Linked DNA regions of Homo sapiens: region 2 is linked to region 1. The links are chromatin loops, found by intact Hi-C in ENCODE. Cell type or tissue: MCF 10A. All regions are shown on one strand. Each heading gives the region's core, and the rest is flanking DNA. Links, peaks and the distances in the headings are about the cores only.

Region 1 (16,262 bases), core at 5,084-13,083:
AAAGGAGATAATAATATGCATTTGAGATATGAATTTTTGAGGGACACTCCTTGTATTAGTCAGGGTTGTCCAGAGAAACAGAACCAATATGTACTCACATGTGCACACACACACACACACACATCTATAAAACCATGTATTATAAGGAATGGGTTCATGTGATTATGGAGGCTGAGAAGTCTCCAGGTATGCAGTTCAAAGGCCTGGAAACCAGGAATGCTGATGTCCTAAGTTCCAGGCTGAATCCAAAAGCAAGAGAAGACCAGTGCCCCAGCTCAAAGACCATAATGCAGAAAAAGCACACACTCTCTTGCTCAGCCTTTTGTTTTATTCAGACACTGTAATTTTAACAGATTGGATTAGGCCCACTCACACTGGGGATGGCAATCTGTTTTACTCAGTCTACCAATTCAAATATTAATCTCATCCAGAAATACCCTTGCAAATACACCCAGAATAATGTTTGACCAAATATCTGTGCACCTGGTGACCCAGTCAGGTTGACACATAAAATTCACTGTCACACAACTCAAATACACAATGCCCCGCAGACTTTCCCTTGCTGACAAGCCTGGCAAGGGAACTGCATTCGCAGTGATTGACTTAAACCCTTCCCTGAGACTTTGGTGGAGGCACAGACAACAAATAATTCAGCATTTTACCAGCAAAGAAAAGGGGGAGAATGGTTATTAGGTAAGTAACTAATAAATCTGTTGCATTTCTATATATTTCTTTTTGGTGAAACAGACCCATCCATATTAGTCTATGCTTTGTATTTTCAAGCAACAAAAAGCAAAGCAAAACAAAACAAAAAAAAACTTGGCTAGCTTAACAAAAAAGAGACAGTTGCACTTTAGACAAGGACAGATCCAAAAGTTCAAAGGTTATACTCAGGACCCTGTCTCTTTCCGCCTTTCTCAGCACCATTTCTCTCTGGCGTTCAATTAATAGTTAAGGAGATTCTATCTATGCAGTGATGAAGAAAATCAGCAGACCTCCAAGCATAAACAATCTACCCAACTATAGATCACAGAGAAAAGAGCTTAACTTTGACCACCATAGAACTCTAATTGGCTTTCCTTAGGTCACATAAACATTCCTACTCCAACTCTTATTTTCAATCTTGATTGCTGCAGGATACCTATGATATGGATGACCCAATCAATACCCTCATCATATCCAGAAAAATATTCCTCCATTTGACCTCAGCCATCCACTTGCTTGACCACTAGAGCTGGTTACCTTCAGGAAATTAACCACTTCCACAATCAAAATAAGATACTTCTGTCTCCAAATACCACATGCTCCACTTCCAGCTCTTTTGCTCTGATATCTCACATTTGTGATTCTTTGTGTTCATTAAAGGGTCTTTTGGGCCTCATTCTTTCTCACTATCAGACTCCTCCTGTCTTTATTTTCTTCCTTACTTGCTTCTATTACATAGTTTATCCCTTGTACAAGCTTTCCTTTTATATACCTTCAAGTCCCTACCTCCTGTCCTGCCATCACATTCACCAGGCATTAGTGAACTCACTCACCTGATTTACTATTACTTGTGTCTATGTAGCTGAGCTTTGTTGCAGAAAACCACACAGCAGACCATGCTGAAATCCTACTAGGCTCATAATAAGCACTTCAGGTGTGCTTGCAGCACTCCATGTCTATCCTACTATTTCTATAGTCAGCTCACACTCCTCCTCTGCATGGTGACTGGTTCATCACTTTCCCATTTGCATCATGCTTCTTCTCCCACTCCGTGTCTGAGCTACCAACCTTGCTTCTTACTTCATTGAAAACATAAAAGCCATTAGATAGACTCCCTCTTCCTTAGGTTTCCAAACATGCAAGTATACCATCATCTGCAGCCTTCAACTCCTTTTTCCCTAGTGTCGCAGGAAAGGCAGTTTCTTGCCACATACACTCTGTATCCTATCTCCTTTCACCCTCTTAAGGACTGAGTGCATTCAACCAGCCATTTTCTCTCTCACATGCTCCGTCTCTCTGCCTGTAGTGGACCACTCAGCAGGTAAATATTTTTAAGAGTCTCCTATATTTAGAAATCTTTCCCTGACTTCATATTTCCTTTCAATTGCTGCCCTACATTTGCTCTCGTACAAATTAAAGTTTCTAAAAACACAAAAAGTTGTCTACACAGGCTGACTCCACTTCCTTGACCTCTATCCTTCTCCTGTTCCTCAACATTCCCCCAAAAAAGGTTCTTGTTAAGTCACTGTAATCTCCATATTCCAAAGCCAGTGGATGTTTTTCCCATTCTCATCTTACTCAACTTCTCAGTAGCTTTCAACTCAAGAATCACCTGTTTCTTCCTGAAAAATTCCCTTGTTTTCAAGTCCATAGAAGCACGCTCACATGGTGTTTCTCCTGCTTCCTAGGTCTCCCTGAGCTGGGGCAGCATCCTAGGCATGATCTCGATGTGTGCAGTCTCTTCTCTTCCCAGGACTTAAAAAAAAATTCCTCTCTACCTACAACTTCCACATGTGTATCTGCATCCAAGCCCTATTTTCAGAGCTTCAGGTTAATACAGACACAGCCTATGTGACATCTCAAATTCAAAACTGTTCCTGGCACACACCTCTCCCCTCATTACATTCCCTCAGCGCATTCCTGCACCAAGCCAGCTTCTGCATTAAAGTAAATGGCATCTCCATTTATCTCAGAATGCTGGGAGGTTGTTTAAATACTTTATTCTCACTCGTTTTCCCACATTCAATCTGTGACTGATCCCTGTCCATTCTACCTTCAAAATATGTTTCAAATGTGTCGCTTGTCATTGTCCCCATTGTCAGCATCCAGTCCAGCATCATCAGTCAGCCTCCAAACTCGTTTCACTATCCACCCTTTCCTCTGTCCCATCCACTCTTCACACCATAGACAGAGTGTTATTTTAAAAACAAAAGTTGTGTTTTATCACTATTATCATTGAAATTCTTCAGAAGCTTTGTGCTGCCCTGAGAATAAATTTCAGAATCCCTAACATGGGCTTCAAAGTCCTGGTCCCTGTGTGACCCTGTCCCCATCTGCACAGTGCTCCAGCCACACTGCTGTTCCTGCATTCCTCCATCACACCAGGCTTCCTCCTACTCACGGACTCGGGTCTCCCTTTGCCTGAAATCCCTCGCCTCCTTTTTCACAGGTGTCATCTCAAATGTCACTTTCTCAGAAAGGTCAGAGATACCACCAAATCACCTCAGATGTGACATTCTATCCTCATAGCCCATTCCAAGCATGGACACAGACTAAATTATCACGTGAAGCTGCGGCCAGCTCCCGAAGCTTTCCTAAAATCTTCACAATAACAGAGACGATACAAGTCAGAAATCATTAAAATTAGTCTTCAGCATAAGTATTAAACTGTAAGTCTTGCCCTTCATAAGACAACTGCTAGATTGGCCTTTCTTATTCATCCTAATAATAGAATCCATTGGCGTTTCTTCTTGGGCCACCGTTTTTAGAACTTGCTTCCCCCACAGGAAGGCGTTTGCTTTGACCTGGACCTTATCCCCACGTCCAGAACCTCAGCACCTATTCTCTCCCTTGATCTAGCCCCTAGTCCCTTCCCCATTCCAATTAATAACTTGTAATTTTCCACCTATATCACCCATAATAAACACAGCATTTTTTTCTCTTTTACATAAAGTGGCTTAATTTCTTTTTCCTCCACCTCTGTCTTCCAGACTAAGCTATATATAAGCAATACACCTATTAAAATTTATTCCAAAAAAAAGAGCAATCATAAAGCCATGAACTCTGTAGCCTTCCTTAGAATCTTGGAAAATAGACAGTTTTAAAGGTAACAATTCATTTTACCCAACCTGCATATTTACATAGAGACAGATAGGAAATGGTAACTATAAAGATGTTGACTGTGGTTGTTGGGATTATAAAGGATTAGAAAATATTTTTGCTAACTTTTATTGTTTAATTGGTCTGCAGTGTGTACTGAGGATGTCATAAAGTCTGAAACAGATAAAATAGTCTTTATGTTCATTCTTTACATATGGTTGCTACAGGTATAACAGTATGGTTAGGAAAGCTCAACCGCAGGATTGAATGTGGATTGTCGGGTTTCTCTATGCTCTGTATGTATGTATAGAAGAATTTAAATACAAAACTGGTCATCACTGGGATGTAGAGCGTTCCTACATGTACTACAAATATAAGTGGCTAATATCCTTTGAAAATTCGTCCTTGATGAATAATATAGAATGTTAATGTCTTCCTAACTTGTATACTTATAAGCCAGAATTTTGGTGCTGTATTAGGAGGTTCTTCCTAATGTCTCGCCTGGCAAAAACGTACTATGGTAGCTTCAGTAAAAAACGAAGAACATCTATTCACCATTATTTTCACTGGGATATACTTGCAAATGGTCAAGTGCCTCCCTCACAGGCTTCTCTTCCACTTTCCTTCCTGTTTATTGTTCACCATCTTACCTTTTCCAGTTTCTCCCTTTCACATGTCACTATGAGGCTCCAAACAGAATGCAGTGGCCTGATGGAGAACTGACCAGTGTGGAACAAGGAGCATGCCTCCCAGATTGACTCCAGGGATCTCTGAAATATCAGATGTACAGTCCTTGCTGGCAGAGTATTTGCCACCACAGACACCCAGAAGTGTTCAAAGTGCCTGTTATCTTTATATTTTGGGTCAATTTATATGAAATTTGTTCAATTACTAGATGGACCTTTTTTATTCATTCCAATAATGGAATTCATTTAAGTGTATAGAATGAAATTCCAAATATTCGTTTGTTGCTTGTCTCAGTTTAGTCAAACAATTTCCACAATAGTGTGCATTTCTTCAGTATTTCCTTCTTTTCTATTCTCCCCTTCTTGGGAATTTTGCTATGTGTTTTCTTGAACCACATATGCTTCTCTTTTTCTTTCCCCCAAATCACCTTATATCCTTTTCAAACTGTTTCTTAATCTTTGTTTTACCATAATAATTTATTCTACAGTCTTCCCTTAATTTTTTCTAACTTGCTTTATTTTCTCATATTCTTTTTTTATCATAATGTCATCAATAATTAACTTTGTGTGTCTACAGGGTACATGACATCGCATTTGCTTCCCAGTTCTCTCCATCCCATTATCTATGATGCATACACACATATTACTTGATATGTAGTTATAGTTCACCCTCCCCTTGCCCACTGACTACATAATTACTTGTCCTTTCCCCAGGGAGCCTTACAAAGGAAGGAAGGGAGAAAGTGGAGTCACTCTGTCACTCCTACATCTCATCTTGGTCACTGAATATGCTTTTAGAGTACATCAGGCATTTCTCCATAGAGCTTTAGAATGTGTACTGTGCTGATGTATTCCAAGTCCCTGAATACAAAGTAAAAGAATCTGGGAAAATACACCTAATATCCCCCAAACAAATGCTTTCTAAACTCAGGGGACACTGACTGGGTGATTTTTCCCCTCCTTAACATTCTGCCTAAACTGACCTAATTAAATTCTCTGTCTACTCTCAAATCAGTTGGTCATATTCCTTCTCATATATTGTTATAGCTACAGTTAGTATTTCCTTTTTCCATGTTCTTATCTCCCCATCTAGATTGTAGGCCATTTATATTTCTTTGACTACACCTAGTTCATTAACTGTTTTTAGAAAGCACTTAATTCAAAGGTACTGAATCAGTACATCTCATTTCAGAATAAGCCACACAGAAGAAACTAAGAAACAATAATCTCTAAATCTTTGTATCCAGACTAAGAAAATGAATTCTTTTAAAAGTGAGATCTCAGGAATTTGCCTGTTTTCTTGACTTCACAGGTAGACTTAATTTTCAGAAATGTCCTTCCCTTTTCCCTTTAGCTGAGAGAGAATATATCCATCAAATAGAGATGTCATGGCTGTGCAAACACACCTGGGTTTACAGGATATGGGAATGTCACAGAGAGCGACCAGACAGGTACTTATTGAGTTACCTGACAGTCTTCCACTCAAAGCACATGGATTTTCTTCTACCCCAACGTACTAAAAGGCCATAAAAGAACTCAGAGGCCATAAAAGAGCCATAATAATTTTATATCAATCTCAGCTCACTAACTTGATGAGCACCCTGACCCTTCAGCTCTTTTGGAATTTTTCCATTTTGTTTCCCACAGAACAGATTTTGATCTGGGAGAATATTTACTCCTCAGTATCAATTCTGTCTTGCCACCAATAGAAGGTGCCTTTAGATATACTGCCGTGTGGGTTGTCCCTGATAAAAAAAAAATAAAAAGCAAACAAACAAAACAGCATCACCCACCTCAAAGTAACTACCATTCCTGACTTGGACTCCAGAACACATTCATGGGGTTTCACAGATGACATCAAACTGGAACTGAGAGGGAAGCCCTCAGAGATGAGTTGCCATTTAGAATCAGCATGGTAAAATTACAAAAAGCAAAGTGGACTCACAAAGAACTCTGTTTCCTTTCTAGCACTAGAGTAATTTCATGCTGGAACTTTAAGCAAGTTATTTCACCTCTTTAAGCCTCAGATTCCTCATAAATAAAAATCAATAAAATGAGGTATAATACTAAATTATGAGTATTGATTCTGCCAATTCTTAAATTTTGTTCTTAGACTTTCTAACTCAAACTCAGTAATCTCCCTCCACTTCCAGGAATCTATTCTAAGGAAATAACCCAAGGTATAACCAAAAATTTATATACAAAGATATATTGCTTATAATTAGAAACCTGGAAAAGACTAAACATATATTAGCAGTAAGGGATAGTTAAATAAATTCTGATATATACGAATGTTAAAATTTTATGCCACTATTAAAAGGTATTTTCAAAGAATGTATAATACCATAGTGTGCTTATTTTACATGTCTGTCTTTCAGTGAAAAGGCAATATTCAAAATTATTCTGAATTTTTTTTTCGAGATGGAGTTTTGCTCTTGTTTCCCAGGCTAGAGTGTAGTGGCGTGATCTCAGCTCACCGCAACCTCCGCCTCCCAGGTACAAGCGATTCTCCTGCCTCAGCCTTCCAAGTAGCTGGGATTACAGGCAATACGCCACCATGCCCAGCTAATTTTGTATTTTTAGCAGAGACGGGGTTCTTCCATGTTGGTCAGGCTGGTCTTGAACTCCCGACCTCAGGTGATCCACTCGCCTCGGCCTCCCAAAGTGCTGGGATTACAGGCATGAGCCACCGCTCCCAGCCATGAATTTTTAATGTATGAAGAAATACATCAAAATGTTGATACTTGTTATTTCTGATAGTTGAATTATAAGTGCTTTTAATATTATTTCACAAATGTTTTCTGTATTTTTCAACTTCTCTACAATGGACATGTAACATTATCTTTTCATGAGAACATGGAAAGTTACAAGTTTTTATTATTAAGTTTAAAAACCAACGTATTTTTCACTAAGAATACATTCAGAATATAAGTATATAATTATAATTTTTAAACACATGAAAAAATACAAAAACAGAGGCTTGAGGATAAATTTCCAAAAATGATATGGCAAAATGATTCAGAGTTCACAATAGGTTATCTGTAAGATATGGAGCCATCAATTTCATAGTGTTATTTAAAAACGGATATTTTCTGTGATGTACTCACAGAAGAAAAACATAAAGAAATCCTTATTATTTATAGCCCCATTGTTACAATTCAAAGGAAAAGTGCATGTTTGAAATATCTTAAGGGTAAAATAGAATATCTTGATATTAAATTGTATAAATTGAGATGGCTTGCAACAGACTTGTTCTTTCATAAGAAATTTTTATGAGCAGAATAGATACTAATCCGATTAATATTTTTTAGGTCAGCTGCTCAAAGTGGCCCAAGAAACAATGTGCTTGCAAAAATTGTTCAGTAGATCACAATCTTTTTTTGTTGCTGTCAACACACTTTCTTTTTTAATTTAAACCAGTGCCCTAACAATAAAGCACTTTGTGGTATGAAAAAATAAATAATAATTTTTAACTATGATGTGAAAATTGCATTTTCAGAGGTTCAAATTGTTTTGCTTGTTTTAATTTCATTAACATTGGCCATCAACGTTTTTTGCAGCCATGTTGCTTAATTTAAGCGCGTGACTTCTGAGCCCATGTTGTTACCTTGAGTTTGTAGGAAATTAGGTGCTCTCACATCTGAAGAGAGGGCAGTGAAGCATATAACTTTGAAGCTCCCTCCTGCTTCTATGGGACTAGGATTTGGCAAATTGACTTCCTGGGGTACCTTCTGAAGCATCATTACCTATGTCTCAAAAACTTTTTCTAAGTGATTGAATTCTTCATATGAAATTAAGTGGGTCACAAGAGCACAGATTATGTTGCATATTTTGTTCACATGAGGGGGAAGTTTAATTTTAACATTTGCAAAAGGGGATTTAAAACTTTGTGAAACCAAATATACTGGCGTCGTATTCCCTAGGGGTTAAAGAATCAACAGTCACTTTAACATCTGACAAAGGATGCACCTTCTGTTTGGCAATCAATCATATTAAATGCTCTAGTAACAGTGTACCTTAACTAGATAAATGATAAGCTCTTACATTTACAAAATGAAAAACAATTAGATACGTGTAATGGCCACATAACCAATCTCCAGGGGAAAAAAATGTACAAGGTAAACACTCCTGATGAAATGAATGCAGTCAGTGAGAGTCTCTATTCAGCCAGCCACACATGAGAATAGGTATGAATTATTCAAATTGGGGTTCAAATTATTCAAATAGTCTCTCCTTCATCAACTGTTTTGAAGAGGATTAGGGAGTGCTAATTTTCCGGTGTAGCTGCTCCTTGCCTTTTTGCCTGGTCGGCCTCACACATTTTTTTGGATTGGATCATCATGAGTCACCGCGCTGAAGGATTTTTCAAGGTTGGAGCAGTGCCAAAGCTATTTTAATCATCCCAACTGATTTGTTGTGGGGCTTTTCTTTCTTACTTACTTTTTAATGATAGAGAAATCTTGCAATGTGCAACATTCACTTTATTCTTTCTGGTAACTTCCTGCAATGAAAAATAAAATTGTTTTTTTCTACCACAGGCTTTTTTAACCCCTGGCTGCTTCTTTGTACCATATTCTTCAAAGGGATTTTAATGCTAATTTTCCTATACCATTGGCTTTGGTGTCAGGTAATTTCCTGAATTTGATTACGATGGAGAGAAGCAGCTAAAAGTCTACACTGGTGAGCAGTTTACAGTACTTGTTAGAGATCAAGGTGACCTTGTAAAGGCTTCTATTGACACAATATTGGTTAATTACTAGAAATGTAATCTATGTATATAATTTATATTTTAAAGCCCTTTATGATGAAGATTCTTTACAGTTCATCTTAATTTGAGAAAGTATCATTAACAAATAACATATAGACCATTTTTTAAGAATCCAAAATGAATACCACAATGAACTGCTGTACTTGTGTTTTTCTTCCATATTTAAAGATGAAAAAAATTAACTACCATGTTTAACATTCTTCCCACAGTCCATTTCATACTAGAAATATGCTTAACCTTCTGACTGATCAGTTGCTCCTAGCTGGTTTGTAGGTTGGAGCAAGCAGCCCTTGCTCTTTGCCTAAAAAGGTCTCTATATTTATGCTGTGTTGTTATGTAAACCTATGTTAGGAAACATAGGATTGTTAATGCACATCTTGTTGAAAATGACAGTTTATTCAGCAAAGGGAAGTCACGTGCCAGTCAGCTTTCTCATGGTCCCTCTTGTTCAAAAATCACATATTGACTAAATAATACTAGCCAGAATTTATTGAGCATTTAGTATGCTTCAAGCTTGGTGCTTCCCTTGGACTATCTCATTTAATCCATTTCCATTCCTTGTTAAAGTAGGAATTTTACAGAAGAGTAAACTGAGGGTTAGAGAGGTTAAGTAACCTATCCAAGATCACAAAAGTAGTATGGGCTAGAGCCAGATTTCAAATCCGCATCTGCTTGATTCCACAATTGCTCTTCTTAAGAACTCCTCTGCCTTGCCTCTCTTTGTGATGTGATGTACTAAGAAAAATTCTGTGCAGATCTCTGAAGGGTTTAACCACAGCAAGCCATGCTCTGAAGACAGTCCTGGAGGAGTTGAGGGAAAGCTTTCAGATGCCATCTTTATCCATTGAAGAAGTAGCCCTACCTAGTGCCAAGTCTTTTGATGGTTACTTGGTAGAGAAAGATGAGTAAGACAATGTTCCTGTTCCTCTGGGAGTCCATCTCTAAAGAGAGAAGATAGATATGCAAACAAATTATTGTGAAATGTAAGCTAAGTTTGGGAAATAAGGAAGGTTGTGCAAGAGCAGAGTGATTATGCGAGGCCTGAGGGATGAAGTAGCCATCCCTGGAGGACGGGGGCACCCACTGGCTGATTAATGTACCATGGTGGGAGGAAGGACCATGCTGACATGCTGGCAAGCGGGGAAGCTCCAGTCACCTGGGACTCCTTCAGCTTTTCCCTAAAGGACTGGTAATGCGCTGAAGGTGATTCCTTAAATCCTAACTACATAGCCATTGGTTTGGGGAGTCCCAGGATTGCTCAGAGTTTGTATCGTTTCAAATCCAAGACTGCTGCTCTTAATATAGAGCCCTCCCCACCTCAGCAAATATAGCCTGATCGATTCCAGCAGGCTGTGTTGCCTGCTTTAAATTTAAATGATAAATTTTAAAAGAACTGAAATCTGTTTAAATAACAGTTAAACACAGGGTTTTGATGAAAAGAAAATGAAGAATTTTACCTCCCACATCTAAGCTGTGATTAGAAGTTTGCTCTAGAAAAAAAGCACTTTGAAACTAGCCCTTCATACACTGATGTAGTGTTTTCAGCATCTGTGTTTACTGAATACATTACTGCATTTTTTAATGTTTCTAAAGGAGCTGTGGGATTATTGCTGCATTTCCTATTGAGTTAGTAACTGACATTTAAAAATATTTAGTTGGCTGATGTAGTAGATAATGATCAGTATTTCAAAAGATTAATGGTGACTTAAAATGCATAGAGATATTTCATTAGTTAGTTGGGAAACCTTTTATTCTTATACTTCTGTTATTTTTTTCTTGTTCATGAAGTTGAGTCAGCAAGAGAAGCATATTCAAATTAGACTTGTCATACAGAAAAAAAAATCTGACTTTGTCAGGGTGGGTGGAGGGGAAAAAAGCAACTTTTTGTCAGTCTTTTGTATTTCAGCAGCTGGATTCATTGCTACCATGGTAACGGACCACATGATGAGGTGTATTAGATTGCTGTGTGTTGAGCACAAGGGGAAGAATGAACACAGCTTTTTATTGAAGTTAAAGGTTACTTTGGAGTTTGTTTGGAAATGTGTAAGGTCAAATACTATAGTTTTCAGCATATGTAGTACTTCAGAGGAAGAATTAAGGGGCATGTTGGTGCATTTAACTACAAAACCAGGTAAGGTACAATTGAATCTATGAAACTGAACTCTCTGACTTCTGTCGCAGTGGCATAACTTGCTGGGTGGAATTTCACTGTCGCCCCCACCCCCACCCCCACATGGGCACCCGATAAATTTCTCCTGCCCACCCTCCTAGCTCCTCCACCTCCGGTTTCAGCTGTTTTTAATTTGAAAGTCTAAGATGTTGTGAAATGTTATAGTTTTATGGCAGTGTGTGTGTGTGGGAGTGTGTGTGTGTGTGTGTGTGTGTGTAAGTCAAAGAAAGAAAACTGCAAAGGAAGTAATAAGAATGCAATAACTGGTGTCTTCAAATCAGCGTAGACCTGAACAAAGTGTTTTCTTGTTTTGTTTTTTGAAAATGGTCCGCTTTTCTTAGAGGACACCTTATTAGTGGCATTTGTCCAAAGCTACTTGTCTCTTCTACTAAATTAAGCAGTAGGACAAAGTTTTCCAGCAAAGTTATCTAGTGTGTTTATTGTATGTGAGCTTTTGTTTTTCTTTCATCATATTATTGCGAGCCTCATCTAACATGTATAGTCCGGTTTTATCTATATTTTTTAAAACATCTATTATTTCTATTAGCATTCTAATCTTTTAGGCATTGTGGCTGTATGTGTGATACAGGATTTAAAAATAGAAGTAAATACAACATGGGTGAGTGCAAAATGAACTCTTTTGCTTAGAGGCTGGTAGGAACTGAATGTAAACAATTCAGTGTGGCTGTGTGGAGCATCAATTCCCAGAGCGCAGACGCCTTCTCATGCGTTGTTTACATATCACCCTGGCAGCTTGTTTCAAAATGGGAGGCTTTGGTACACACAGAGCAAGTTAAAGGAGAACAATTTCTTTAATAATAACTTATTTTAATTACTTTTTCATGGCTTTTACTGATGTTTGATGTTTGATGTTTGACTTTCTCATAAGATATTAGGATTTACTCTAATTTTAGCCAGGGGTTTACTTAATGCAACTTCTTTCCTTCCTCTTAGAACAAAGCTGTCTTAGCAGCTTTTAGAAATAAAACCTAATTAAATAGTAGCAAAGCCCTACTGTTATTCTAGTGTATTCACTGTCCACCTGAAAAAGTGCAGATATAGGAAAATCTTTTTGAAAAATACTTTCTTAGTGAACTAAAATCAATTATGTGCCCTTAATTGGCACTAATTAGGATAAAAGCCAATAAATTTTCCCAAGTTTGTTCATACAGCATGCTTTCTTACAAAAGGAAAACTTAGATTTTATTAAATTTATTTATGCTCTGTGATTTTCGTCGCTATTTCCTTGATCTCTCTAGTTTCCATATGTCCAAGCCATTTTCTAAGTTTAAGCAAGGAATTATAATCATTATTCAAAAAAATTATTTGCCATGATTTCAAATAAAGAGAACTGTTTCCATGATGACAGATATCAAAAGTACTATAATAGCATCTAATATTGTAAATGTTCATGCTTGTATCTGAATTTATTCCTTTCTTTTTCCCTTTGTTGTTTGAGTACAAATGAGCTATGACCATGTCTTTCAAAACATGAGATATTTTCATAAACATAAGTTGTTACTACTAGAGAATAGGGAGTTTCTAAAAATCAGTGAAAGATGGTACCTGGTAAACTATTCTAAAGTATGAAATTATTGAAACTGACAATATCTGAGGTAGAAAGTGTTATGTTTTATTAAAAGAAAAATAAAAGAGGGAAAGAAGAAGCAAGACAGAGACACAGAGAGAGACAAAAAAATGAAAAGATATACAAAAGGTAAAGATAAAAGTGTAAATGATCTCTTACCCAAGCATTTTTCTTTCCCGCCGGTACTGGAAAGGGTTAAATCTGTATCTGTCAGAGAAGAGAGTAGTATGGATGAGGGAAATTACTAAAAAGTATTTTTATTTCACTATTCCATCTTTAAAATACATGATAAAGTATAGATAGTTCCTTTCTATTAAATAAAATGAAAAAAAATCTACAGTGAGGTTGTCTCAGTCTTTGTAGTTATGGGCTACCAGCCAGCTTAGATATTAGAGCTACAAGTGTGTAAAAACCAAGATATGCCCAAATTTCTGTGATCTTTATTCATCTGACATTAGACCATATGTACACAAAAACTTCTGAAATAATTTTAACAGAGATCACAAGATGGAAGATTCTTTTATAGTTGTTTTGGTATTTTCATTCTTAAGAAGCAAAATTGACTTTTGATGTACTTGCTTTAAACTGTAAATTTTGCCAGGATGTTTTAATTGTACAGTATTTGTTTCAACTCTTGTTTAAATTATGCTTTCTTGTTAATTTTGAATAATTTGTAGTGTTTGTTAACATTTTAGCTTTAATCTCTAGAGCTGCCTAGAGTCATAGACCAATAGATAATTATCTGCAAACATTTACCTCTACTAAGGAGACAGATATTTAACAGTTTTTTAACATGTTAAAAAACAACCATATTGAGTAAAATAGTATAGCCTCTGCTAAAAAATTAATGATATTTAAATTCCAAGAAAATATTTCTAAAATAGATGAAGATCAAGCCAATGAATGATGACTCAATATCATCTAGATACTCCATTTTTAGGAGTTATTTTTTAACCTCCGATTTTATTAAGGTGAATTTTATTATTGACCACTATGTAATTTTTGACATGAAAAGAATTGGATTTTTTTTTTAGAAATCTAAGACTTTTCAAATGAAAAAGAAAGTAATGGTACCATGATCATGATGATAATGATAACGACAATAATGATTAATTTGGAGAATAAGATAGATTAGAAAGCTCTTGCCTCTTTGTGTAGTAAAAGGCCAATGCTCTTAGAAGGAAAGTGGAAATTACTAATGGGTAGTATGATTCTCAGAAATTAACCCTCAAATTTAATTAATTATGTTAATAGCATTTATAAGTCACTAGGAATAGAGGTGCTTGGTATGTTATTATCAGACTTTATTATAAAATATCTTGGTTTTGTTCAATAAGCGATAGAGGCTGTCATCAAAAATGATTAAACTTAGATATGCAGCGTTATTTCTGAGGGCTCTGTTCTGTTCCATTGATCTATATCTCTGTTTTGGTACCAGTACCATGCTGTTTTGGTTACTGTAGCCTTGTAGTATAGTTTGAAGTCAGGTAGTGTGATGCCTCCAGCTTTGTTCTTTTGGCTTAGGATTGACTTGGCGATGCGGGCTCTTTTTTGGTTCCATATGAACTTTAAAGTAGTTTTTTCCAATTCTGTGAAGAAAGGCATTGGTAGCTTGATGGGGATGGCATTGAATCTGTAAATTACCTTGGGCAGTATGGCCATTTCCACGATATTGATTCTTCCTACCCATGAGCATGGAATGTTTGTATCCTCTTTTATTTCCTTGAGCAGTGGTTTGTAGTTCTCCTTGAAGAGGTCCTTCACATCCCTTGTAAGTTGGATTCCTAGGTATTTTATTCTCTTTGAAGCAATTGTGAATGGGAGTTCACTCATGATTTGGCTCTCTGTCTGTTGTTGGTGTATAAGAATGCTGATCTTTGACAAACCTGAGAAAAACAAGCAATGGGGAAAGGATTCCCTATTTAATAAATGGTGCTGGGAAAACTGGCTAGCCATATGTAGAAAGCTGAAACTGGATCCCTTCCTTACACCTTATACAAAAATCAATTCAAGATGGATTAAAGACTTAAACGTTAGACCTAACACCATAAAAACCCTAGAAGAAAACCTAGGCATTGCCATTCAGGACATAGGCATGGGCAAGGACTTCATGTCTAAAACACCAAAAGCAATGGCAACAAAAGACAAAATTGACAAATGGGATCTAATTAAACTAAAGAGCTTCTCCACAGCAAAAGAAACTACCATCAGAGTGAACAGGCAACCTACAAAATGGGAGAAAATTTTCGCAACCTACTCATCTGACAAAGGGCTAATATCCAGAATCTACAATGAACTCAAACAAATTTACAAGAAAAAAAACAAACAACCCCATCAAAAAGTGGGCAAAGGACATGAACAGACACTTCTCAAAAGAAGACATTTATGCAGCCAAAAAACACATGAAAAAATGCTCACCATCACTGGCCATCAGAGAAATGCAAATCAAAACCACAATGAGATACCATCTCACACCAGTTAGAATGGCAATCATTAAAAAGTCAGGAAACAACAGGTGCTGGAGAGGATGTGGAGAAATAGGAACACTTTTACACTGTTGGTGGGACTGTAAACTAGTTCAACCATTGTGGAAGTCAGTGTGGCGATTCCTCAGGGATCTAGAACTAGAAATACCATTTGACCCAGCCACCCATAAATCATGCTGCTATAAAGACACATGCACACGTATGTTTATTGTGGCATTATTCACGATAGCAAAGACTTGGAACCAAGCCAAACGTCCAACAATGATAGACTGGATTAAGAAAATGTGGCACATACACACCATGGAATACTATGCAGCCATAAAAAATAATGAGTTCATGTCCTTTGTAGGGACATGGATGAAACTGGAAATCATCACTCTCAGTAAACTATCGCAAGAACAAAAAACCAAACACCGCATATTCTCACTCATAGGTGGGAATTGAACAATGAGATCACATGGACACAGGAAGGGGAATATCACACTCTGGGGACTGTTGTGGGATGGGGGGAGGGGGGAGGGATAGCATTGGGAGATATACCTAATGCTAGATGACGAGTTAGTGGGTGCAGCACACCAGCATGGCACATGTATACATATGTAACTAACCTGCACAATGTGCACATGTACCCTAAAACTTAAAGTATAATAATAAAAAATAGAAAAAAAAATGATTAAACTTATCAAGAATTGTACAATGTGTGGGTCAGTATCTGACAGGAAAAATGCAAACTCATTTCTAGGAAAGAACAATTAGTTAT
Region 2 (16,262 bases), core at 3,988-11,987, 100 kb before region 1:
TGTGACCTGATATATTCAAACTTTTTGGAGAAAATTGCATATGCATGCTGATTGAAAGATTCATGTTTTCTGACTTTATTTGAGCTGTCAACACCACCTAACAGTTCTTTTTTTTAATTATACGCAAGTTGTGGGATACATGTGCAGAACGTGCAGGTTTGTTACATAGGGATACATGTGCCATGGTGGTTTGCTGCACCCGTCAACCCGTCATCTACATCACGTATTTCTCCTAATGCTATCCCTCCCCTAGCCCCCAATTCCCTGACAGGCCCCAGTGTGTGATGTTCCCCTCCCTGTGCCCATATATTCTCATTGTTCAACTCCCACTTATGAATGAGAACGTGTGGTGTTCGGTTTTCTGTTCCTGTGTTAGTTTGCTGGGAATGATGGTTTCCAGCTTCATCCATGTCCCTGCAAAGGACATGAACACATTCTTTTTTATGGCTGTGCAGTATTATTTGTCCCTAGCTGGCCCCTTTCCTTGGCAATTTCTTTAACCTCTAATCCATCCCACAAGCATCCTTCACTCTCAGAAGTTGATTTTGACTCTTTCTGGTTTCTCTTGGCCTATATCCAGTACTAAGACATTTAAAAAATCTTCTTAAATCCCGTGCTTTCCATTCTCTCTGCAGTTGCTCTACTTCAGGTCTTCATCATTTAACTTGGCTATTATATGGTCTTCCAGTTGTTCTCCTGTCTCTAAGCTCCATCCACACCCTCACCCTGCCACTACATACACACTTGCTGAAACCAACATACCCATCTTCTAAAAACTATAGACTTCAATTAATTGCTCCCCTACTTAAAAATCTTTAGTGATTCATGACTCCCTTCAAAATAAAGCTTAGTGTCCTTAGTATGTCTTAAAAGGTCCATCACAAAGCCTCGATCTGTTTCTCAAACATTGACTCCACTGCTTCACTGGTTATCACCAACACTTCAATCACATACAATGGCTGCCTCCACAATATGCCGTATACTATTTTAGCTCTGTGCTAGTCTACCTTTCCCCACCGCCCCCCGCCCCCCCAGAATGCCTATTGCTTCTCTCCTTTGTGGGAAAACCCCACTTTTCCTTTAGGGTTGACCTCATAAGTCACCTTCACTGTACTTTCTGTACTTTCTTTTTAAGTGTATAGCTCACCCACTGTTCTGGGAGTCCCTAATGCTGTGGCTTGTGTCTTACTCGCTTTTTTATTCTCAGTCACTGACACACAGGAACCACTCAAAAAAATGTTTAAGAAATGAACAGATGACTATTCAGAAGAAGTTTGTTTCTGAGGAATTTGTTTTGTTAATATATTCTTTTCCATTCTAAACATCATTTTTTCTTTTGACCTTAGACTCTTTGTCTAGAATAATGATCATTAGTAATCCTGTATGTCAAGTGGAGTCAGTAAAAACATGTTTATTTGGCTGTTGTCACTGTCTTGGGGAAAGGGAATTCTCTATTTTCTTTCTTTCTTTTTTTTTTTTTTACCAAATGTGATGTATAACTTGATTGTGACAACAAGAGAGTAGAAATTTAAGTATGGTGAGTCAGCTGTTTATTATCAGAGAGATTCATAATCAAAAGAGTCATAGAGTGGGAAAACTGACATATTTCAACAAATCTAGTCCAGAATGTTAAATAGCACAATGGGAAAATGTCAATGAGGCACAACTAAATGAAAATTATCTCATTGCATACAACCTCAATTTCAACCATTAGAAAACACTGGGTTGTTTTCAAATCACAGTGTGGTGCTACAAAGAAAGCAGTTGAGTGTTTATGTAATACAATATTGTGAAAGCTTGTGGAAAACTTTTCTTAAAATTTTTAAGGCCTTGGCCAGGCGCATTGGTTCACGCCTGTAATTGAGCACTTTGGGAGGCCGAGACGGGTGGATCACGAGGTCAGGAGATTGAGACCATCCTGGCTAACACGGTGAAACCCCATCTCTACTAAAAATACAAAAAAAAATTAGCCAGGTGTGGTGGTGGGCACCTGTAGTCCCAGCTACTTGGGAGGCTGAGGCAGGAGAATGGCATGAACCTGGGAGGTGGAGCTTGCAGTGAGCCGAGATCGCGCCACTGCACTCCAGTCTGGGTGACAGAGCGAGACTCCATCTCAAAAAAAAAATTTAAGGCCTTGAAGTGCAATTTGAATATCATCTTTCTAAAAGCCTATGCTAAGCAAAGAAAAACTGTATTTGTTTATTAAACATTGAATATAGTTGATGGGAACCAGAGGAAGAGGAAATATAACTTATTAATTCCAAGGATGTTTAATTAATTTTATACTCTTTGGACCACTTATAAACTTTTTACACATTTATTGTGAGGCTTTGATACGCCAACTTCTGAGATTTAGATAAATAAGAAACTTGGCTTATATTATTTCTCATACAGGACACTCCTACCTTCACAAAGAGAAAAGCCCCAGTATGGGTGGGGCTTCAGAATGTATCTTCAGAAAATGTATCTTCAGAAAACATCTTTGAATTTAATGAAATGTTCAAACTCAGTGTTTGAGATCCCAGAATTCTTCATCGCAAAATATGAAAATATGATATTGGCCTTTCTTTTTTGCCTCATCTATAAAAGAACTCTAAACTAGCTCTTGAATAATGGCTGATTTCTAATCATAACTTCCAAACAGCTGAACTCATTTTTCTCATTAATTCAATAATTTGAACTCCTACCTTTTGTTCTAACTGTGTAGACAATGAAATTACTTATTCACCCCCTTCACCGGACACTGGTACTGAAGGATATCATGTTAAAACAATGAATTTAATTAACAATTTTTTTCTTTTTTGTTGTTGAAAAGGGAAAACAAAACCCTCAAACCTGAAAAATTCCATATCCCTTCATTTTACTTTTTCTTATTACAGAAGCAATGTAGGAAAATCATGACTTTACCTGTTTTTGGTTGTCGTTGTTTTGTTTTCTTGTTGTTTCTTTTTTGAGACAAAGTCTTGCTCTGTCGCCCAGGCTAGAGTACAGCTGTCAGCTCACTGCAGCCTCTACCTCCTGGGTTCAAGCAATTCTCCTGCCGCAGCCTCCCAAGTAGCTGGGATTACAGGCACCCGCCACCACGCCTAGCTAATTTTTTGTATTTTTAGTAGAGACAGGCTTTCATCATGTTGGCCAGGCTGATTCGAACTCCTGACCTCAAGCGATCTGCTTGCCTCAGCCTTCCAAAGTGCTGGGATTACAGGTGTGAGCCACCGTGTCCAGCCAACAAATTTCTTTATGTATCTTTCATTGATATTTTAAATGTATTTGTCTTAATCTCCACACATATTTAAAAAGTCATTTTGCCTTTCTCAACAACTAGTATTTTCTTCTCAGAAAGCTAAGTTAGAGGATAGTCTTGAGATTCTTAAAAAATCTCTTGTTTAGGAGATACTTATGTAACAGAAGAGCTTAAAGAGAGCTGAATAAATTCTGAAAAAAAGTTAAGTCAAATGTGTATTTTTTATTACATATTTAATTAAATCTTAATATAAAATAGAAACACATTTATTTGCATAAATAAAACTGGACTTGGCATTTTTGCAAAATAAAAATGATGTAAAGATGACTCAGACACTCTGAATCATGAAAGTTTTGTAAACCTCTAAGTATTTTAAAAAGAGCAATAGAGTTACTTTAATTATTTTTCTTTTTAAGTCTCAGTTTATTTTTTGTACTCATTCCTATATAGTGTGATAGTTCACACATTTATAGATGCTGAAACAATGAATTCACTGAATTAATCACAGTTCAGGAATACAGATGCCTTAATTAGTTTTTTACAAGATATAATTTTGAATGAAATTTATCTTCCAATGCATATGAACTTCCAGGTCTTAGATTGTTCATTTCTACATATTTGAAGAATCATGTTTACTAACCAAAAGATATTTAACACCTCAGATAAATGTAGCAATTCTTCCCAGATGCATCCAATGTTTGAAGTTATTTTGTAGGTAAGAGACATTTATTTTACATATGATAAAACTAAGATGTAGACATATGAAGTGTTCCAGATATACTATGGGTGGTTTCCTCAGGTAACAAACAACTCTCAATTTCAGTGACATATAGAAACCAGGTTTCCTTCTCACTTATACAATTTAGCCACCACAGATTAGCTGAAGGTTCTTCTCTACACAGCTGTTTTCACCTGGAAATGACCCATTTTCCTTATACTCACATTCCCTTAGCCAAAGCATGCCATGTGGCCACACCTAACTTCAGTTGGATGGGAAGTATAATATGATCCTACCATTGGCCTAGAACAGGTGAGCCCCAGTACTGGGGCTTAGCCCAGGAGGGTTTTTGGCTTTGCCTAGGGCAGGAAAGAATTCAAGGGCAAGCCAGTGGTGTTAGACAGCAACTTTTACTGAAGTGGCAGTGTACAGCAGCAGCAGAGGTACTGCTCCTTGCAGAGCAGGGCTACCCCATAGAGTGTCCAGAGTAGCAGCTGAGAGGCAGTTTTGTGGTCATATTTATATCTTTAATTATAAGCAAATTAAGGGGTGATTTATGCAGAAATTTTTAGGAGAAAGGTAACTTCTAGGTCACTGGTCATTGCTATGGAAAGGGGTTGTAACTTTTGGGTGTTGCCATAGCAATGGGGAACTGACATGGCATACTGCTAAGCATGTCTTATGGAAAGCTGTTTCCATACTGGCCCTGTTTTAGCTAGTCCTCAACTCCTTCCAGTGTCTGAGCCCAGCGTCTGGAGTCAAGTCCCTCCTCCTACCTCACCATGTGCTTAGAAAGAGAAAGGACTGGAATATTTATGTAGAGCTCTGAGGAATTTCTACACTATTGGATAATAGGCAGCCTAAAACTCCCTTAGTAACACAGATTTAGACTTAAAGTCATATATATCTGTGAACAGGTCCATACTTGGTAAATGTACGCCACCTGCGATCTGATACTAATGTCTATTGCCTGTTTACATCTTTTGGCTCTTATCTCCACTGAGACTTTTCAGCTGTCTAAATCTTTACCATTTCCATGTCTGTGACCTTTTCTGTCCAGCTTCTCCACCACTATGGAATTCTAGGATTTTACCTATCCTTACACTTACCACTCAGGGAGTCCTGCCCATAAACAGTTTTGGGAAGTGTAAGGAGACTCCGTTGGGGCAATTCCTACAGAATGCAGAAAGTAAATGTGAAATCTTAATGCTTTCTCCTCTCTAGGAACTGCTCATATGTAGTACAGAAATGGAGAAAAAGGAAATTGAATACAATTCTAATCCTCAGCCCCCACTTTAATCAGTAGACAGAGTAAAAGGCCTAGGCTCAGGGAATATGGCACAGAGGAATGGTGATGTATATTATATATTAGAAATACATAGTCTCGAATAGCATTTATATTATTGGTACTCTACCCTTTGCTTAGCATTTAGTTTTAAGCACTAACTATAATCGATAAAACTCAGGAATTCAAAGATTGAGACACTTAAGAGTTGAAAATTTTTAAGCCAATATTTTAAGGTCCTTTGAATTGTCATTTAAATCAGCAAATCCAATTTGTGTCCTTGGAAGCCAATAATTTTAGGAAATATTATGTGTGTATTGTGGGGAGGGCTGGGATAAGAATCTTGGATCAAATGAATTTGGAACATGCTGTATACCGTATCCCTTTCTTGGAGATTTAGGTAAACATTTGCATTAAGAATGCATAAAAGTTCTACACTAAAGGGATATGTTTGACTTTCTTTAACCCAGTGTTTTCCAGTGTAATTTGACTATGGAACTTTATAATTATAGATAGATACATAGATAGATAGAGATATATCACATTTCAACACCACAAAACACACTTTGGTAATTCTGGTTGCAAGAACCTCTAAGGCTGAGTGGTGCGGTGGCTCATGTCTGTAATCCCAGCACATGGGAGGATCATCAGGCCAGGAGTTCAAGACCAGCCTGGGAAATGTAGTGAGAGCCTGTCTCTACAAAAAAAAACAAACAAACAAACAAAAAAAGAGGCCCGGCGTGGTGGCTCATACCTGTAATCCCAGCACTTTGGGAGGCCGCCGGATCAGGAGACCAGGAGTTCGAGAACAGCCTGGCCACATAGTGAAACCCCGTCTCTACTAAAAATAAAAAAATCAGCCGGGCGTGGTGGCAGGCACCTGTAATGCTAGCTACTGAGGAGACTGAGGCAGGAGAATCGCCTGAACCGGTGAGGCAGAGGTTGCAGTGAACCGAGATCACGCCATTGTACTCCAGCCCGGGCGACAGTGTGAGACTCCCTCTCAAAAAAAAAATACAAAATAAAAAATAAATTTAATTTAATTTAATTTTAAAAAAGAAAGAAAGAAAGAAATTTAGCTGAGCGTGGTGGTGTGTGCCTGTAGTTCCAATCAGGAGACTGAGGAAGAAGGAACACCTGAGCCCAGGAGTTTGAGGCAGTAGTGTTTGTGCCACTGCTCCCCAGCCTGGGCAGCAGAGTGAGACCCTGTCTCTAAAAGAAAAGGAAAGGAAAGGAAAAAAAAATCCCATTTAAAAAATAAAAATAAAATAAATACCTCTAGTACATTGTATTAATAATTAAAAGTGCAATAATATTGCAGCTCATGTAATACTTTTATATAAAGCTAAGAATTTTAAAGGACTTTTATAAGTATCCTTAGTATTTGGCACTTTATTTTCATTCTCTTTTTTTTTAGCAGTTTTTATTCACTTAAAATCTACATGTAAAATTTACCATCTTTACCATTTTTAAGTGTAGAGTTCAATGGTAATAAATACATTTGTATTCTTTTTTTTCACCTTTTTCGGTTTTCATTGTCTTGTTAAATGGCATTGATTTTCAACACCAACAGAAATCAAACTTTAAATTGACAGAGCTTGCAATAATATTTGTTTAATACTGTTGAGGAATATTATCTTTGATACACCACAGGTAAGGAGATTGGTTGTGTTCTTCAGAATGCAGAACTCTAAAGTGATTTGCTCCATTTTACCTATTTCATTCAAAAATCTAAAACTGTTATTTCATTTTAGAATATGATCACACATCGTTAAATTTATTAGACTTATTATTTCTTTATGAAGACCTTGTGAAGAGAAAGGTCATCTTCAACTTCAACATCTTCAACTTCTTTTTCTTGGTAGTTTTTCTTGGTAGTTTCCTTTAAGTTCAGAAGTTTTAAAGCTTAAAAAGAAAAAAATTATTGAGTTTCAAAAAAAAGCTCTACGCTCTACTAAAGTTATCATGTATGGGAATTTTTCTGTGCAAGAAGAAAAGCAGTAGACTAACAAAAACAAAATGTCCACGTTCCTAAATATGTGTTATAGTTGTGAGGTGTTATGACCATTTAAAATGAAGCAATTGTTCCGTGAACTGTTATACTACCAGCAACTCCATTCAAAGAAAATCCTAGATATAAGGTTCACCCATAAATATTAAGGTGGCTTAGGCGTGACCGGGTGTGTGTCCTTTCATCACTTGTCCACTCTGAGAAGATAATCCTGCTTTTCATTCATTAGCAATTTCAGTTCCTCTCCCATCATTTCAAAATAAGCGATAAATCAATACTTTAAAAAAAATTTGGGAAATATAACTTCTTTCTGTACCATAGAAAGAGAAATTATTCAGTCAAAACTGTGGGTAGCATAAATTCTTAGCACACATTTTTTTTCCTTTAATTAATTTTGGCTTATATTTATTCATAGGGCCATAACAAGATTCAGAGGCTATAATGATGTCAGCAACTCCTCTAAAATTTTATAGCAAGAGGATCTGAAGATCTCTGTTCAGCATTGCAGGGCTGCTCCTCTGTAACTCTTTGACTAGCCCCACAGCAGAACTCCATTTCTTGTTTGTCAAATTATGAAGTTAATTGTATTCATATTCTGAAACTGCCTAGCACCTAGAACATTTGGAATGCTGAAAAATATCTTATGTAGCTGTTTGCCAGACACCAGAACATAAATCTAACTTACTTAGATTTACAGTACTACCGTTTCTCCTTTAAAAAGGACATGAGGGAAATGTTTAACTTAATGAGGCAGAGGATCCTGGTGTGCAAGTTACATTACATTTTTCATTGCACAAGAGTAAATTATTGCTCCAGTTTCCTATATGGTACCCCAGTGGCCTCAAAGACACAATGTAGCTTCCCGAAATGCCAACTTTTGTCTTAGGCCATAACTTATTCTCAGAGAGTATGCTTTCTGAGAATTACCCATAACATTTCTTACAATAGGCTGAATTTCTTGAAGGTCATTCATATATACCAACTTAACTGGATTTGTCTTTTGTTTTTTTTAACTTAGAAACATCCAAGTGATAAGTCTGCATACATTATTTTACAAAATGGAAAAACAATGGGCATTTTCTTTGTCTCAAACATTTAGAAAACCAGCAAAAAAAAAAAAATCTGGGTAAGAAATTAAATTATAGGGCATACAATTTTTTCTTGGAATTTTCCCACTGTTACTGCAAACTTTTTAAAATAAATAATCATGGGTCTTTTGGAGGTGGTCTTTGAGGGTTTAGAACTATAATAATTAAATATATTGTTCTATATTTGTAAAAAAACAAAAACTTATTTTGAATACCAAATGTATGGACCCACATGTCCAAATGTGTGTTTGAGCTTTTTAAACAAGCTTTGCTTTCTAATAAGGTAATATAAGAATGTAATTAAAACAAAACAAAGTCCCTCCACCAATCAGTGTTGCAACATTTGGGTAAATTTTAGAGCTTGACAATTTTCAAAGCAGAGACATTACTCCAGGCTTTCTGCCAAACCATTACTGGTAATCTGATGACAAGGGATGAAGCAAATGAAAGTGCTGCTGCCTGGCTTAGTTAGATATGCATTTTCTAGAAGAGAAGCCAACAGATTTCTTATGCAAACCATCAAAATTGCAACTCAGGCACACACACACACACACACACACACACACACACACACACAGTGCTTTTACAAGTCTAGGAATATACACATTAAAACACAACTCCATGCTTAAGGGCAATGCAGAAGTAGCAGACACAGCTAGGGTTGACTGGATCCTTTCTTTACCTTGAGTGGTTTTAATAAATAGCAACATTTCTCTCAATGGCTGCAGTACAAATAATTAAATTACTTATATCTGGACAGGATTTAGCATTGCCTTCACATGGTTAAATTCCAACTACTACCCAAAATCTCTCATTGATAAGTGGGTGATTTGGGCTGCTATTGTCTGTGGTTTATTTAAATGATTTAAATAAACATCTATTCTCCTATAGTGTTAAAAAACAATTTATGTACTATTAATGAAAAAAATCCACTTCAGTTAGTAACTATGAATGACCTTCAAGATAGGGATATAAGAAAGTAATCAAATCAGGGATGTTTTATAAAAGGAAGACTTTGGAGTTTAATAAGTTCTGTGGAGGGGAAAAATACTGAGTAAATAACTGGGTATTTGCATGCATTATTTTGACAACGGGAGGGCTCTATTTTTTTTACCTATTTCTTTAGAAATCTACTTGATATAGCTGCAACTTCAGTATAGCAAATTTATATCTTGCCATTATAAAGTCTATGTTGTCTCTTAGCTCATATGATGGTATATATTTTCAAAATACAAATAAAAGAAAACATTTAATGTACTATGTTCTTTGACTATTTCACAACAAAAATATTTCACAACAAAAAATGAGAAACTAGCAATGTGTCTATTTTTTATAATCATTTCACAACCAAGACTCGTATCAAAATGACACTATCAATAACATGCATATTGGAGTAAGACATTCCTGAATCTCAGCATTATACTCCATATTTGAAGTCTTAAACAACCTACACAGTGCCAAGTCCCTGCCTTTGAGGAATGCAGTGCCCAGTGGGAAGACACATACATATGGTGATAGTTTAGTTAAATTGTAGTAAGTTATAGACAGTATAAAGGTGCCCAGAGAAGACATCCAGAAGAAGGTGATGCTTATATTGGATCTTAATAGATGAGTAAGAGTTATTTAGATAAGGAAAGATGGGAAGGGCTTTCAGGATTGAAGGACTAGCATGAGCAAGGATATGAAAGGGCATGGTGTGCAGAGGAGATACCCAACAGTTTGGTGTTATAATAGGGTGAACTCTGAGGCTAAAATGAAAGGCGATGAATTTGGAGGGGTAAATAGATATCCAGACATGGAAGGGTTTTCATGTCATTGTAAGGGGTTTGGTCTCTATTCCTTGGAGGTTTAGTGCTTCGAAATCCAAACCCCTCCCACAAAGTAAACAAAGCAAAAATAAAATGAATACATTCCCACGAAAGGGACTGAAGCCATAGCTCAAAATGGCCTCCCATCTGTATCCAGTTCTTTGAATTCTCAAGTATTTGCATTTTACTTCATAATGAATCTTTGTTTCATTCACCATAAAAGTATTTTTCTCCACATTTCTAGTAAGATGCACCATTTTTATCCAATAGCTCTCATCCCTTGAAATACTGTTTGTGTCCTTAGAATTCTCTATGATTACAAATCTTTTTTGACTGAGAAGTGCAGCTGTAGGTAGCAAAGATTATTTAAACTAAGAGTTTCAAGAAATGTATTTCACATAAATTGATCACTCTGGATGGTGATTTTAAAGAAGGCAAGAATACAGACTGAGGAGAAAGAGAATATTGCAATAGTCTGCTCATAAAATGTTAGATGTAACAGATTTCATGATGCCTAGTTAGATGGAATAATATTTTGACCACTGAGGGGAGCTCCCCTATTTTTTCTACTTTGATTCTGTAGAAATCTAATTGATATAGCTGAATACTTTCCAAACTTGTTCCAAAGCAGACATTCTAAATAAATATATAAAAAATGGACTACATTTTATGATTTTCTCATAGTTTCAGCCCTTCCCCAATACTACAAATACATACTAGGAGACATGGGAGAAAATGTTTGTTACTGTTACCAGCACTTATAACACAGAGAGAGGTGTTTGTCCTGAAGGGTTCCTGATTTCTTCTCATGACCTCTTGACATCTTGTGACAGTCTTCCACAAACACTCAAAGTTCTGGGTTTTGCTGGAAATTGGGGTACTTTGTTTCCCATGCATTCACACAATCCACTTTATCCAGGGTCAATAGATCAGAAGATACAGAATTGCATACAACAACTAAGAAAAAGGCCAAAGAGGTAGCATTTCGATACTCAGTGAGGAAGGCTTTCTACTGATGGCTCTGTTTAATAGATACAGTAGTGAAATGCAAGACAGAGGATTATAACAGTGCTTGATCTAGAAGTGGCAAGGATTCCAAATCCCTATGATTTGAATCTTAAATTGCTATGATGGATGCCAATTAAGGGAAGCCCAGAAGGTCTCTCCAATCCCTGATGAGGCTACCCTACTCTTTTGACAGACTCAATTATAATTTTCAATCTTACGAAAAGAACTGTGCCATGTCCTCCTCATTTTATATATCTAAGTAACTGGGTTGGTATTTATATGAATTGGAAGCATGCTTATGTGCCCAAGCCTACATAAAGATAGGCAGCCTGACCTATGATGACATGGTTTTGCTATCACGGTCAGGAGTAGTCTTAATAAGTAGCTGTCTGTTACTAACTGCTGCCAGGAAGAAAGATTTTAAATTAGCAGTGCTAAAAATAAAAGACATATCCTTTATTCAAATAAACAATACTAAATAATCCTATTAGGTCAATTTGTTCATCTACTTGAAATATTTAATACCCTGGAGCACCCATCAGTATGTCTTTCTACTCAAATATTCAGAAATTTGACAAAAGGGACAAAAGTATTCGTTAGGTTTTTTTTTTTTTTATGGATTCAGGCAGTGCAATGGTGAGAACTATTCATAAAAATTTCTAGGCCCAAATTGCTTCAATCATGCCTCATGGGACTTATGAAATCACAAGAGCAGATTCAGAATTCTTTCTTTTTTCCTTTTTGAGAAAAAAAAAGTTTATCCATCTCTATGTATTAGGGTGACCCATCTCTTTGTGAGAATAAAAGTCAGGCAGTTTTCCCATCAGAATGTCAACTCTGCTGCCTTCTCACCTGCTGTTTAAACATATAGATCTTTCTTCAATCAACCATGCAGAATATCAGCACTTCTAACAGCTGTCAACAAATTTAACCTTGGATTGGCTGTGCTATAGCCAAGATACCTTCTCTAAGTGCTATTGTATATTGGATCTCAGACCTAGAGCACGTTGGCTTAACACTTTCTCTGCCCCCTCATACACATGTAATGTCATTACTGAGTAACTATTTAATTTTGTGGTCTTGATTACTGCTCAAGTTTACCATAAAGCATGGCACTTTGGGAAAATAAAGAATGACTTTGAACAACTGCAGTAACATTTGTGCTAAATGCTACTTGCTATCTTCAGAATAAGGAGCTAAGCCCACACAATTCTCATAGGGATTATGCCAGGAAAAAGTTTATCACTCAAGACAAGCTTGTAAGCTTTCTTTATTGTACAAGATAAACTATATAATCTATCAGTTTCCCTTTTTGTTTTGACTGCTTTAATTCTTTTTTTTTTTTTTTTTGAGACGGAGTCTTGCTCTGTCACCCAGGCTGGAGTGCAGTGGCGCAATCTCGGCTCACTGCTAGCTCCGCCTCCCGGGTTCAAGCGATTCTCCTGCCTCAGCCTCCCGAGCGGCTGGGACTACAGGTACCCGCCACCCCACCCGGCTAATTTTTTGTATTTTTAGTAGAGACGGAGTTTCACCGTGTTAGCCAGGATGGTCTCGATCTCCTCATCTCGTGATCCGCCTGTCTCGGCCTCCCAAAGTGCTGGGATTACAGGCGTGAGCCACCGCGCCTGGCCACTGCTTCAATTCTTAAAGCTAAATTTGAATGCTCAGTTGTATTAATGATCCAGTTTTGGGTGCCTGATATAGCTACTGTCTTCAAAATTTGTTTTGACTCATACCTTTGCAGAGTCCCCTTTATTTTCTCTTTTATAACCCTTATCTCATGAAGGTGGAATTCCTTCCTTGTCTACTTGCCTGTGATTTTGGACTCACGTGATAACTGTCTAGTGTTCTACTGTTTCTCATCATCAAGCAAATAATGTTTAGTGAATTAACATTACTTTGCACTGTCTTGTATGTTTTAACAATGAAATATGCCATTTTGAAAATAGGAAGTAAAATTCTAAACCATCAAGAATGATTAACAAACCAATTAATTAGCTGAGAATAATAAATAAAAACAATAACAATTCTTAGGGACACTTTGAGACCAATTTTCTCCAAAGAGCTTAGCGATATCCTCTTATCCTCCCTCCATTTTTGCCGAGATCTATATATATATATATTATTTTCAGTCAGGTCACATTTTACTGTATTGAGTTTTATTTTCAGCAAGTTTTAATTTTGTTGGAGTTTGCATCAGAGGAATCTAGACAGAATAGTTAAACAATAAGGTCATGCCTGATTACAATGTGTTTATGTCATCAGTTTGTCCTATTCTTACAACCAAGGCCACTAGTCAAGTACGTGAGGAGACTTCTATAGGCTAAGGAAGATTTCACCTGTGAGGCTGTGTTTATGAGAACTGGGATAAGTCAAACCAACCAAGAGCTGGTGTTTCTCTCATGGAAATCTTTTGACATCTAAGGAGACTGAGGCAGGAGAGATTAAGTAATTATCCAGGACCAGAACAAATCAGTCTTAATGGAAGTATAAATCACAAATTTTCTGGTTTAAAGTCCAGAAACTTTATGACTTTATGACTTCCGTATGACTGAGCATACGGAACATGATTTTGAAGTGTGGTATATTGTCAACTTATCTTTTGTGCCAATAGCATGTACAGTTTGTTTTCAGGTACATTTAAAAAATGTATAGATCCAAAGGGATCTGGGAAAGGGTGCAGAGAACTACATAAGTAACAGTGCACACTTGAAAATGAAATACTTAAGAAAACTGTGATAAATCCACTCAGTAAAATAATATGTGGCCTTTTATGCATTTAGGCTGTTGTCCATTTCTTTAATGATCTAGAACAAAAGCCTTCCTGTAAACTGTATGACTTCAGCATAGCTTATTTAACTTTTTATTCTCATCTCTTAAATTGGAACAATAATAGAGCTACTGCCTAGGATTGTTAAAAAGATTCGATGAGATAATCCATGTAAAGAATTGATGAGCTCAGATTATTACATGTAGTAAAATAATGTCTATGAAAAGTGTTAATTACATAGGGAAAGGCTGATGTCACAATGTAACAATACCATAACCAGGACACAAATTATGCAATTAATTAGAATTATGTGGATATCTTGATAGAAAAGGCTAAGACAGAAACATTAATTGCAATTACTTTGGATTTTGAGAAAGAGGAGATTATTTTATTTCTTGTATTCACCTGTATTGTGCAAATTTTCTATAAAATGCATACAACATATGCTCAGAAAAAATATAAAATTCATAAATATAGATCTAAACTCCCACAAAAAAAAATTCTCTTGGATCTTAACAATTCTTGGATTTTTTGGAGGTAGCTGGTGTGGTTTATTTGCTTACAACCTTTATCTGTGAGTGTACATCTCTAATACACCAAGGAAACAGTACCATTCAACTCTAGTGCAAATCCCTTTTAGCTTTTTAGACAGGTTCATTCACCTGTAATGAAAATTTAACAGGTAGAGAGTGATTAAATCCTGGTCTCAGAAGTTTCCTCCAGTCTCAGGTGCTGAGCCCTATAAATCTTTATTCATATGAACTCATTTCTTTCTTTAGAACTTGTGTTACTCTTAAGCAAGGAACAAGTTCAGAAGAATCATGTATTCTTGAAGGACATGGGGGTGTGTAACTGTGAAAAGTGGCACCCGAGACTCCAGGCATACTCTGTAGCACCTCTTTGCTAAAGAAATAAAAAGCACCAGGGGTAAAACTCAGAGCAGAATCAATCTTAGAAGGGGCACAGGGGGAAAACAAAACTAAACTAAACCATGTGGGCTCAGGAGTCAGGAATCAGAGTTTCTTGGTTTGGGGACCTGGTTCTCCCCTTAGCTGTGTGTGGCCATGGAGGAGCTACTTCACCTCACTGAAAAATAAGTGAGATGGCAGATATAGCAGGTGTGGAGATGCTGGTCACTCATCTCAAGAGCAGTTTCCAGAAGACTCCGCTGGCAGAGGGGTCTCGGGCATCTCGCTGGGCAGGCGTGCAGCACATCACATGCTACCTGGGCAGTCACAGAGCTGGGCTGGTGGCACTGGGCCTGTGTTTCACGGGGCTCATTGATGGCTGTCCACCTGCCCAGCCCAGGCTGACCATCTGGCCTCCTATGAGTGCATTCTGTGGGCGGCACCCTTCCTCACCCACTTGCTGCTCAACTGCAGCCAGCTGACACGGGCCACCGCGCGTGAGCTCACCGGCTGGCAAGGACATCACAACATTCCCTGTGCTGGCCTGGGAGGACCTGGGCAACAACGGGGACCTGGCCTCCCTGGCTCAACCCCTGTTGGTTGGCCTGCACACCTCACTCCCCACCATCTACGCGTGCCTGGACCTTGAGCCTAGGACCTCTGGGATCCTGCAGCTGCTGGCTGGGACCTGAGGCCCAGACCTGCCATGCCAGGTGACCCACATACCACCTAACTCACTGCTACTGACTTGTGATGCTCTCATGCACATAGGACAGTGGGCGATGGTGGCCAAGGAGGTCTCCCAGGCCCCCAGGGATCCTGTACAAATGCTCAACCTGAGATTAAGGGGACAGAAGGAGAATGAACTCATAGGAGGCCATATGGTCAGCCCGGGCTAGAGTCTCAGCCTACCCTCAGCGGAAGGGGCCCTGGCACCCACAGTGTGGACCCTGTAATAAAGGGTAATGTCCACTTCCATCTTTCTGGAAAAAAAGAAAAAGAAAAAAACAGGGAGAGTATTTTCTGCCTATGCTGTGATTAGCTATATTGAAAAGCAATAAACAAAGAAAGATTGTTGTCATTGATTTTGCAGCACTTGCACTCATCAGTAAACATTATTACACGTTGACATTTTCATGGTGCTCAGCTTGCCTGTAAACATTTCCCCACCAATGTGCCTTGTTCTTGCCTTATACTTATGAAACACTATACATATTAATCTAAATGAAGATACTATACTCATTAGAATTAATCATGACTAGGAGAGTTTTCAGTGCATAAGCCAATCATAATGAGTCCACCTTCATGCTATACCTTATTACTTTTAAAAACATATACAGTCATATTTCATTTTATTGCAGGTCACTTTATTTCCATTCACAGATACTGTAATTTTTTTACAAATTGAAGGTTTGTGGCAAC

Evidence for each region. Peaks named below come from ENCODE experiments on the same cell type or tissue, not always from the same donor. Only the 100,000 strongest peaks of a DNase experiment are listed, where the experiment ranks them.
Region 2: it touches region 1 in a loop (4-fold over the local background); 7 of 110 quality-filtered maps call a loop at or near these places.

The regions. Positions count from the first base shown.
Region 1 is chr18:34,699,057-34,715,318 of GRCh38, forward strand. It overlaps DTNA (dystrobrevin alpha), which reads left to right and starts at 11,242. Exons shown (of 23, transcript NM_001386795.1): 1 at 11,242-11,389. In MCF 10A, for the core only: no CTCF peak of the experiment used is centred there; DNase peaks (open chromatin) are centred at 8,845 and 10,245.
Region 2 is chr18:34,596,751-34,613,012 of GRCh38, forward strand. It overlaps a transcript of DTNA not described here. Among named protein-coding and RNA genes, the nearest start is that of DTNA, 110 kb to the right of the region's middle. In MCF 10A, for the core only: no CTCF peak of the experiment used is centred there; a DNase peak (open chromatin) is centred at 8,751.